Regions from separate parts of the Homo sapiens genome. Here region 2 is linked to region 1. Evidence: chromatin loops called from intact Hi-C (ENCODE). Cell type or tissue: PC-3. All regions are shown on one strand. Each heading gives the region's core, and the rest is flanking DNA. Links, peaks and the distances in the headings are about the cores only. Region 1 has its middle 320 kb from the start of SATB1-AS1. Region 2 has its middle 190 kb from the start of SATB1-AS1.

The links. A loop is a pair of places that touch in the nucleus more often than their neighbours do. Peaks named below come from ENCODE experiments on the same cell type or tissue, not always from the same donor. Only the 100,000 strongest peaks of a DNase experiment are listed, where the experiment ranks them.
Region 2: it touches region 1 in a loop (4-fold over the local background); 4 of 110 quality-filtered maps call a loop at or near these places.

The regions. Positions count from the first base shown.
Region 1 is chr3:18,765,349-18,770,737 of GRCh38, reverse strand. No RefSeq gene overlaps it. Among named protein-coding and RNA genes, the nearest start is that of SATB1-AS1, 320 kb to the right of the region's middle. In PC-3, for the core only: CTCF peaks have their summits at 2,359 and 2,562; no DNase peak of the experiment used is centred there; H3K27ac peaks cover 803 bases.
Region 2 is chr3:18,632,234-18,637,622 of GRCh38, reverse strand. No RefSeq gene overlaps it. Among named protein-coding and RNA genes, the nearest start is that of SATB1-AS1, 190 kb to the right of the region's middle. In PC-3, for the core only: a CTCF peak has its summit at 4,355 (motif pointing left); no DNase peak of the experiment used is centred there; H3K27ac peaks cover 2,169 bases.

The sequences.
Region 1 (5,389 bases), core at 201-5,200:
CATTTCAGGCCTCTGTTTACATCGGGTTAATAATGTTTTACTGGCCAAAAAAGTTACACGGTCAATCTAAAGTCAAGAAAAGGGGAGGTGGGAGGAAATGCAAAATTACTTTACAAAAGATATGTGTATATATATATATGGAAGCACTTGGCACTAATGACTGAATACACTGCATTGGCCAATTTCTACCAATCGTCAGTGCCCACCTGGAACATTGCTCTGAGGATTCTGGGGTTTTGACCGGGCTCATTGAAAACTGGGTGCTATGCCCTGAATGTTTTTATCCCTCCAAAATTTATATGTTGAAACCTAACCACCAAGGTGATGGTATCAAGAGGAGGGGCCTTTAGGAGGTGATTAGGTTATGGGGCTCCACTTTCATGAATAGGATCAGTGCCCTTAAAAAAGAGGCCTGAGAGAGTTCCACCCCCCCGCCCGCCACCCTCAGCCATGTGAGGACACAGCTTAAAGGCATCATCTCTGAAGCAGACAGCAAACTCTCACCAGACACAATTTTCTGAGGCCTATTTCTTGGATTCCTAGCCTTCAGAACTTTGAGCAATAAATTTATGCAGTTTATAAACTACCCAGTGTAAGGTATTTTGTTATAGCAGCCTGAACTGACTGAGACAGTGGGCCACCCTAATTTCCCATTCCTATCATAGTCTGTGGATATATAATGAAAAACTGTAGAGAAAGAGTTAAAAACAGATCAGGGGAATCTAGAAAGTAAATATTTGTCAGCAATCCCAGAGTTTAGGAAACATCACTGATCAGTAACTTTGTCATAGATTTAGTACCCTATGCCTCTTATTTGTTGTTTGTTTGGTTGTTTGTTTTACCAAAGGCTGTGTTTTGGAGACCACTGGCTGTATTTGCTATAACCAGATGCTTATGTTTTCCTAATCTAAGAACTGAGACTATTAAGGAGGATATAAAGGTGGCAAATCAGTGGTGGGGTTGGGAGCATTGAGTGTATTGTGCTTTGGGGAGCTTAATTTTGCAGGATGTCTCTGAAATTGATTTCAAAAAGTCCATGTTTTTCTCCCATTATTTGGGTTCATCAAAGGATTTCTCCTCTGTAAGCCCCTTATTAAAGTGTGTTAATAATTTGCTTAAAAGTCCAAGAAAATGACTGGCATAGAGTCAGTTGACTTATACCTTTTTTTCCTATCGCATCACTACTGGAACTCCTCTATGAAATCTATTGTTTACTTCCAATATTCACTTAAACCTTCAAGCACCAGCAAGTTGTTTGTTTTGCTACTGTTGTTTTAAATCTGTCCCATAGAAAATTTGTATAATATAATTGGGGGTGTCAGGCTTCTGGTCTAGAGTACCTCCCTATACTCTACTCACTGCAGTGGCTTTCGTGTGTGTTGGATGTAGCAGCTTTCCAAATTTTTGTTTTCTGAGAAAGTCAGACAATATTTTTAACCAAGTGTAGCAATACTGTGTGCAGCATAGGGAAAGAGAGCAGAATCAAAAATTAAATTTGGAAGTCTCCTTAAAACAAAAGTTCAGAAACCACTGACTTGGTAAGGGCGGTGATTTAATTCCCCTTCACTTTGAACCCTGCTTTTCTTGAATTCCTCGCTTCAGTGAAATTGGTTACTAACTGCCCAGTTATCCCAGATATAACCCAGAATCATTCTTAATGTTGCTTCTTCCTCAAACGTCACCAAGTCAGACAAATTATATTTTCTAAAGTGGTCTCATATTCATCCTCCTCACCTCTCTCCCTCTCTCTCTTTCTCCCCACATTCCCACCCCCAGTTGAGACCATTGCGCCTTTCATCTGTGTTATTGCATAGCCTCCCATATAGTCTCCCAGTCCCCATGTTCTCTAATCTGTTTCCCAAATGACCAAAGTGATTTTCCTATACAATATTTCTGATCAAGACATGAATGCTTAATTCCTATTATCATTCTTTTCTTTCCTTTTTTTTTTTTTTTTTTAATTGAGACAGAGTCTCCCTCTGTCACCCAGGCTGAAGTGCAGTGGTACAATCCCAGCTCACTGCAACCTCTGCCTACCAGATTCAGGCAATTCTCCTGCCTCAGCCTCCTGAGCAGCTGAAACTATAGGTGTGTGCCACCATACCCACCTAACTTTTGTATTTTTAGTGGAGACGGGGTTTTGTCATGTGGGCCAGGCTGGTCTCAAACCCCTGACCTCAGGTGATCCATCTGCCTTGGCCTCCCAAAGTGTTGGGATCACAGGTGTGAGCCACTGCTCCCGGCCCCATTATCATTCTTAAGATGAAGATTGAATTCTGTAGTTTAGCTTCTGATTACCTACTAGCCTCTCTTTATGGCCAATTTCTATTATAAGATTCAAAACTCTTTTGGCTCTCTGAGCCCACCATGCTCTTTTCAGACTTTTATTCACATTATTTTCTCTCCCTGAAGTACTTCTCACTCTCCCAGCTTAAGCACCTGTCACCTGGCCAATTCCTATTGAGTCACGGTGCAGGCTGCACATGACCCTGGAAGCTTCCCCTGATACCATTAGATGGGTTGGGTGACACTGCCATGTGCTTGCTTAGCAGCGTCCCCTACGGTGTTTCTTACCACATACAGTCTATCTGGCATGCGAACCCCACTAGACTGTAAGCTCCAGGAGAGCAGAGTCTGTGCTTGGCTTGCTTACAGTTTATCTACTCATCACCCAGCAAAGTATTTGGCACCTACTAAACATTCAATAAATATTTGTTGAATTGAATAAACATGGAAGGGTGGAGGACTATGTCAACTTACTTCATGTCCTGAGGACACACCCATAAACTAATTGTCAGCTCAACATAGTGACAGAGCACAAACTCTGTCAGGATGCCTGGACTTGAATCCTATTTGCACCACTTACTAGTATGTAACCTTGTGCAAGTCACTTAGCCCTCCGAAGCATCAGGTTTCTCATCTTAAAATGGGAATAATAAATCTTACTTAACAAACTTCTTATAGATTAAGCACCGATATAAATCAATCAGTATAGTATCTAGCAAAGTAGGTGCTATATAAGGAATATTCTTGTTATTATCAAAAATTGGTTAGCCAGTGGGATTGAATAGCACTCTTTATGGGTAGTACCAAAAGTATTAGAATTTAAAAGAAAGAAGAAAAAATACCCAGGAAGTTGGATGTAAGGGAAGGATAGAGGCGTAACAGTATCAGTACAGTTTTTAACATTATTCTAAGCTTTCACAAGCAACTAGGGTTTTATTTGAGTTTATTTCATGTTCACCTTCAGATTCAGATATGTGTAGGTATATCTAGAGGGCCTATGTATTTCAGTTTGGACCTTTTGGCAAGTGACAAAAGTACAACTCACAGGACTTAAGCACTAAAATGGATTTATTGACTTATAAAACTACATTAGTCAGGTAACATTGGCTTCAAGCAAAGCTTGAACCTTTGGTTCTAAAATGCCACAAAAAGCCCAGTTACATTTAGACGTAACTCTGAAAGTGACTTCCAGAAGCTCTCATGGATTTTTGTATCTGCTTTTCTATTCAGCAGGAAAGAGGAAGTCTTTATCTGAGCATTCAAGCCAAAGTTCTCACATGTACTCTGATGGCTCAAAGAAAGGACATGTGACTCAAACTCTCCAAATGAGAGCTGATACTGGGACGTTTTAGTGTCTTTTAATCAATCACTGTGATCAGGAACATAGTATATACTGATTTGCTTAAACAAATCTGGATTTACCAGTTGAACCAGAATTAAGGTCAACCTCATTAAACTACAGGGCTGAAAAGAAGGGAGGCAGGTTTTCCAAAAACCTTAGAAATGTTATTGCCATTAAAAAAGAGAATAGATATTTGCCAGAAAACAACGGTGCTTGAAGGACCAGGAAGCATCCTGAGAAAATACCTCATCTTCAAGGATGAGAGAATGCAGTCTCTAGTACTTCATCCAAAAACCACACCCACTGGAAGGTGAGGGTGAAGAGAAAGAGTAGTGTCACCTTGCAAGAATATTGTGTAATTAAAATATCCTTAAAGGATTTCCTAATGGTCATATGAAGAAGAAAACCAAGGAGCTGAAAAGTCATCCAAGTTGACCTAAAACGATAAATTTAGGACTCAAATCTAGAACTTCTGACTCCAAAATCACATGGTCTTGCAGAGTCACACAAATTGAGACCACAGTTGAAATAATCACACTTCACAACTGCCGGAAAACTTTTAAGACAATAGACCAAAAAGTAAAATGATAGGTTTATCTAAACTATGTATATTTAATAGGTAAAACTATATTTAGTGTCATCCAATCAATTGCATCCATGGAATCAAAGACAATAGTGAGATCTCGTGAATCATAAGACTCAAAGCTGTTTTTCCATTTAAATTCTTAACTCTTTTTTTTGGTAGCATATGAACTTCTTATATTTATTTTTAGGCACTCTGCACTGAGCTGCCTGCATCGTGTCAATGTTTGCTGTGCTAACTTTGCATCTAAAGGTTATTCAACACAGTGAGATATGAAAAAACACTCACATTTTTACCTCAAAGAAACTGTACTTGGATTCTGCTATATGTTCTAATGGTGTTAAATGTCAAAAAAATACTTGAAATATAAGTATTGGGAAATGCACTGCAACTGCTGCCCTAGATTGTTTGTGCAGCTAAAGGATATGAAGATGTCACTGCACTTCAGTTCAGGTTTGGCATTCTGGTGTCAGTCTGTCAGATTTCTAACAGGAATACAAATTGGGAGGTAGGAAAATAAGTCAGTGATTGTTTGTCAGTGCCTGCAATTCACCCAGTACTAGTCATAAACAAAAGAAGCACTAACAACTGAGAGAGCACATGAGTAATAAAATGGCTGTTGGTTGAGTATACCAAGCACCTTTATGTATTCCATCTCATTTAATGCTCATGTCAGCCCTGAAAAGTAGTGGTGGGAGGGCGGTGGATATTATCTCAGTTCTGCAAATGAGGAAACTGGCACTTAGGTCAAGTTATTGACCACAAGGTGACTTGCACCCTTTTCAAACTGGTGACACAAGCAAATTTCTGGGACTTTTTTTTTTTTGGTAGAGACAGGCAATCACTATGTTGTCCAGGCTCATCTCAAACTCCTGGCCTCAAGCAGTCCTTCTGCCTTGGCCTCCCAAAACACTGGGATTACAGGAATGAGCCACGGAGCCCACCCCCTCATGGCTTATTTCTGAGTAAGTTTTAAACTCTATAAACTCTAGCCCAGGGGTCAGCAAAAAGACTGCAAGTGTCTCTTCCTGGTGGAAGAAGTCCTCCCTAGTTATTTCTGTATCTTTCAATGCTTTAAAGCATACGCAGGATTCTGTCATGACTGCTGTTTCAGTAGCGCAACAAATTGCTCATAAATCAGGAGAGGGGCCAACCCACTCTCAGACTGTTTTATTTAA
Region 2 (5,389 bases), core at 167-5,166, 130 kb after region 1:
AAACTTTACCTTCTTGGTTACAGTGTGCTTTCTGTTCTCATCACATTGGGAGTCAGAAACTTTGGGAAAGTGTTTGGATGTATATGAACTATGGAAGATTGGAAATGTGAGACTCCACTTTTCTGTTTTCCTTAATTTGTGGTTGCATTTCTGCCCCTCTGTACTTCTACTCCTCAGCCCAGAACAACCTGTTTCTTTCCACAAGCCAAGAACTTCCACATTATACCAGAAGACGGGGCCCAGAATCCAGAGAGATCATAGAGCTTTCTGCCACAGAATATCTGGAAGGAGTTTGAAAGAGTCTGGGGCATTTTAATCCATAGTGTTCTGTACAGTTCAGTTTTTGTGGGTATTTTCTTCTTCAGATCTTTAAGTTATTGTGCCAAAAATAAAAACATTCCTAGCTAGTAATAATCACTTCAATTTATTATCCTTAACTAATTTCCAGGTACTTTGTTGAGAACTTGAAAAGCACTATTTACTGAATTCTTACTAAATTCCAAAATCCATGTTATAGATGAAGACATCAAGACTTACAGAGGTTAAGCAGATAGATCGGCCACACAGCTGTGAAGAGGAAGCCGTAGAATTTGGATCCAGGTGTCCTGATTCCAATTTCTGAGCTCTAAATCCCTTACAGTTTTTTCATTCTTACCTTGCGACTTGCTTTGACCATTATGCTACTGTTATTATATAATCACATTATATAATTATAAAAACATATTATAATCTACTATTATAAAATGTTATTTTGTTAAATGACTTGTAATAGTTTTCTATCTTTTCTGTCATTAAATTATTATGATTGATTCTATAGCCTCCAGACAGAAATCATATCTCTAATTTCATCATGGAAATTAATAAATCGTAAAATTCATTCATTCATTCAATTTGTATATTTTGCTTATTATGTGGGAGACCCTTTGCTAGGCTCTATGATAGAGCTAGAAATTAGTAGTCCCTTGTTCATGGAGTTTGGAGAGCAAGACACTAGAAAAAAGAGATGAGACAATGAGAGAGAAAGAAAAAGAAAATGAGAAAAAGAATTGGCAAAAAATTACAAATATTAACTACACAATAGGTCAATAGGTAAAATTTAATCAAAATTTACACCTTTTCAAGATTTATTCTAGTCTATACAACTATTTACAACTTTTCAAGATTTATTCTAGTCTATAAATTTTATTCTGTAAGTATGGAAATATCTGACATTCCTATGATTAAGGCCTGTCTGAGCCACTGGATTCTGCAGAGAAATTTAGGGTTCTTTTCTATAAAATATCATAGCACATTCTCTGTAACTAATTCATTACTATTAGCCAACTACGAACTGCCTCCATTGTTATAAATTTTTGGAAATCGTGATGAATAAAGGAATGGAATTGATTTATAGACAAAGAAAATGTATAGATCATTAAGTACTGAAGCAAATGAATTTTGTCTTCAAGACTGGGCTTACATGCGGGAAATCGCAGTAATGTTAATCTAAGAAGAAATATCACCTCCTTATCCTCAGAAATATAGACTAGTTTAATACTAACAGAGGGTCAAATTTAATTAACAGCAAACACCACAGTAAAATTTTCAGAATTTTACTTTTTTCTTTTATTGTTTTTCATTTTCCAACAATAACAGTACAATACAATTCTGCTAACAGAATCTAGAACAGAAGTCAGTCCCCTGTATTTTAACCTACGTGATGGAGGAGCAAAATGAGTAAGAAAATAAGAAAATTTTACTTTTTCTCTTAGACTTATTATTGACCAAAATAATCATACAAAATGACCAAGACTAAGTCTACTTGAATTTTTAAGCTTTCTCTCAGAGTTAATTTTAGTTAAAATGATTTTTGAGGTTCCAAATGGGGACTTTTTCCCTCTTGTTTACTTGATTTTTGTTTTGTTTTCTTAAAATTTATTTTCCCTTTGCACATTCCACTTATGCCAGGTTTGGGAGGGGAAAAGCTTTGATAATTCTGCAAGATGGTTGATTGCTGTGTTTTGGTTGATTAGGATGAGGTTCCAATAAAGCATCAAAACGTATTGGCGTGCCTCTCAGTTAAACCTTCAAATCCTTGGAGGTATTTCTCATCACTAAAACAACAGACCATAAAGTTTGCTTTATGCAAGTAGATTTATTCCTTTATTTGTACTCACACACAACCATAAAGGTTTATCTTCTGATCAGAGAAAGAAGATAAACAAAGCGACAAAGGTCTTCACAAAAGTAACAGAGCCAAATGAACAAGTTCTTTGTTCTTTCCAGGTTAACAAGAAATAGGAAGAAGGCAAAAAGTAGAACTAGAACAGAATTCAGGCTCCATGCTTTTTTATGTTACTTTGATTCATGTTAAGCAAACTTCAGTGTGTGTTTAAAATCTTGGGGATTTATATTATTAACCAAACAAGAATTTTTACAATCAGGGAACATTTGTCTGGCTTCCCCCTCGCCTCCTCCCTCCCCACCCATCCCCCCAACCAGCACACACAATTTTTGTAGAATATTTTGTTGGCTATAATTAAACTATGTGTGTTAATTAGGATTAGATTTTAAATGCACTGCTTGGGAAGTTGAAAAATACAGGATCTGAATGAGCCCAAATTGAGATGACACTTGAATTTTCGCAGATGTTTCCATAATCCTAATTTCAAATTGATTGTACTTCCTGAACAGTGAGAAGCCATTTTCAGTTATTTATTCAGACGTGTGCACTAGTTTTCCCTCTGTCAGTGGGTAAAAAATATCTAGTACTTTCGTTAACTCCTTCAAATAAACTGATTTTTTGAGGCAGGTTTTATTGGGAAGGGTGCCAAATTAGTCCCACCTGCTCCCAGGGTCACCCGAGAGCCCATATATAGGCCCAAGAAAAAATCTGGACACCAGCAATTTCTCTTTTGCCTCCCACTCATGATGGGTTCAGCTGGCCTTTGACTATCATTGCTCAACAGCCCAGGGAAAAAGCAAAGAGAGGGTAAAAGAACTTCCCAAATTGTTGGCCAGCAACAGCCCATAACACGTGGCACTTGATTCAGCTGCAAAGATGTGCAGCATGCTATGCTACGTAAGCCCAGGATTTGGACCCCACAGCAGAGCCACCTGTAAAACCCATTCCCAAATAAATGGCCCGTAAAAAAGATAAGCCCCCGCCAAATATGAGCGTGTCAGTACCAAGCAGCATTTCAGCTAATGCTGGAAGTCCAACACCAGACTTTGTGCCTGAAAAAAAGGGTGGTCTTCTCTTATGTGTATGTAGGTTTGTTGCAATTTCTCTCTACGTTTTATTTTATGCTCAACCCAGAATCCAGAGAGTCTTCAGAAATTCTGTCTTGGAAGCAACCCCATTCCCCTGACAAGTCTCCTATTTGATTGTAATTCCTTGCAGCTTTCCTGTTAGGCGGGGGCCTCTGCTGAATTAGCGGCATCGTGCCTTCTTCCACCTGTAACGATTTCCCACTCAACTGTAAGACAATGGCCATGATTGATCTAATGAGGGACTGGAAAAGCCAGCTGATTGCTATAAATAGTTGAAAGCAAAAACTTGTGCTTGGCTTCCCAAAGAATTTCTCATCAACTCTTGTACCCTAACCTAAATAGGTAAGCAGCCGCATGGAGAATTAGGTGAAACATTTAAGCTTTTTCTTGGTGGGAGTTCGTATAGAGGGCAAAGCAGAATTCAGGGAGCAAGAGATAATTGATGGAATATTCATGTCTTAAAGTAACAATCACACGTAATTCTACATGTCCCATGAAGGCAGAATTCCCTTTTTTAACAGAAAGCAGTTTGGATATTTTACGGCTGTTTTTAAAAATATTTGAAGTTCAGTGGAAATAGCTTTTGTGCATTCATTTGTCAAAGAAAATCGCAAGCTACAATGGTACATAAAAGCAATTCACATAATGTCACAGAAAATCATACAATTTTTTTCCTCATTGCATCTTTTAGCATATAATTCATACAATATAAACATATAATTCATAATTTATATGTTTCTTAACCCTGGCTGCACATTAGAATCACCTGATGATGACCAAACTCCTGATCAATTACATCAAAGTATCTGGGCTTAGAATTCAGGAATCAAGAGTTTTAAGCTCCACAGGTGATTCCAATGGGCAGTCAAGATTGAGAATCAGTTATTGTATTAGGAGGTCTCCAATAATAAGACGGAGAATTCTTTCTCCAGTCCTATATGCGGAAGGAAAAGACGCAAGTAAAATGGTCCCTGACTCCCTTGCCCGGTGATTTATCTGAGGATTAACATTTCATCTCAGGTATGCCTGCACTTGCTCCCGATCTCACCCAGAGCCTCCTCCTCTGGGAATCATAGCGACCTCTTGGATTTTGCAGCGTAGTTAAGTAACTTGCTAGGGCCACCTGCTGTAAAGCGGAAAAACTAGATATCAAATCAAACCAGTGTTGGCTCCAGTTCATGATTTTTACCATTACAAAGGCAAAGATTAAATACTGTGTACCCATGAGCCAAACCCAGCCCAAGACTTGTTTTGTTTGGCTCGCACAGAAGTATAAAAATATTTAAATTTGCGTGTCCATATGCTGGGTGTGGGATCTCCAGTTTACCTAAATGCCAATCATTCCCTGTTGTCTTGACATTGAGCACATTTCAATCATTTACATTAATAATAGCTTGGCTTCTGTAGACATTTGAATTCACATCCCTGTGCTAAGGCAAGAAAGCCCCTTATAAGTATGGGGAAGTCACAAAAGTGTAAATTCTGTCACATATTTATATCCATTACACATTAATAAAGACTAAAATTGACCCTGCCTACTCATCTGATGGTAACACTTCTCCTATGAGGAAAGTTAAGAAGGAAAGTTCAGATCTAAGGGTGGGAGAAACAATTATATGTGAAGATGTGAGTTCCTAAACACAAGTTATTTTTTACACTTTTATCTTATTTTATAATTTCAACTTTTATTTTAGATTCAGGTGGTACATATGCAAGTTTGTTACATGGTTATATTGTATGATGCTGAGGTTGGGGGTACAACTGGTTCCTGTTATCCAGGTAGTGAGCATAGTACCCAATAGGAAATTTTTTCAGCCCTTGACCCCTTCCCTCATTCCCCACTCTATTAGTTCCTTGTGTCTATTGTTATTATCTCCATGCATGTGCAGTGTTTGGCTCCCACTTATAAGTGAGAACATGCAGTATTTTCTTTCCTGATCCTGCATTAATTCACTTGGGATAATGCAAAGGACATGGTTTCATTCTTTATGGCTGCATAATATTCCATGTATATATGTACTACTTTCTCTTTATCCGATTCACCATTGACGGGCACCTAGGTTGATTCCATGTCTTTGCTGTTATCAATAGTGCTGCAATGAGCATATGAGTGCAGGTGTCTTTTGTAGAATTATTA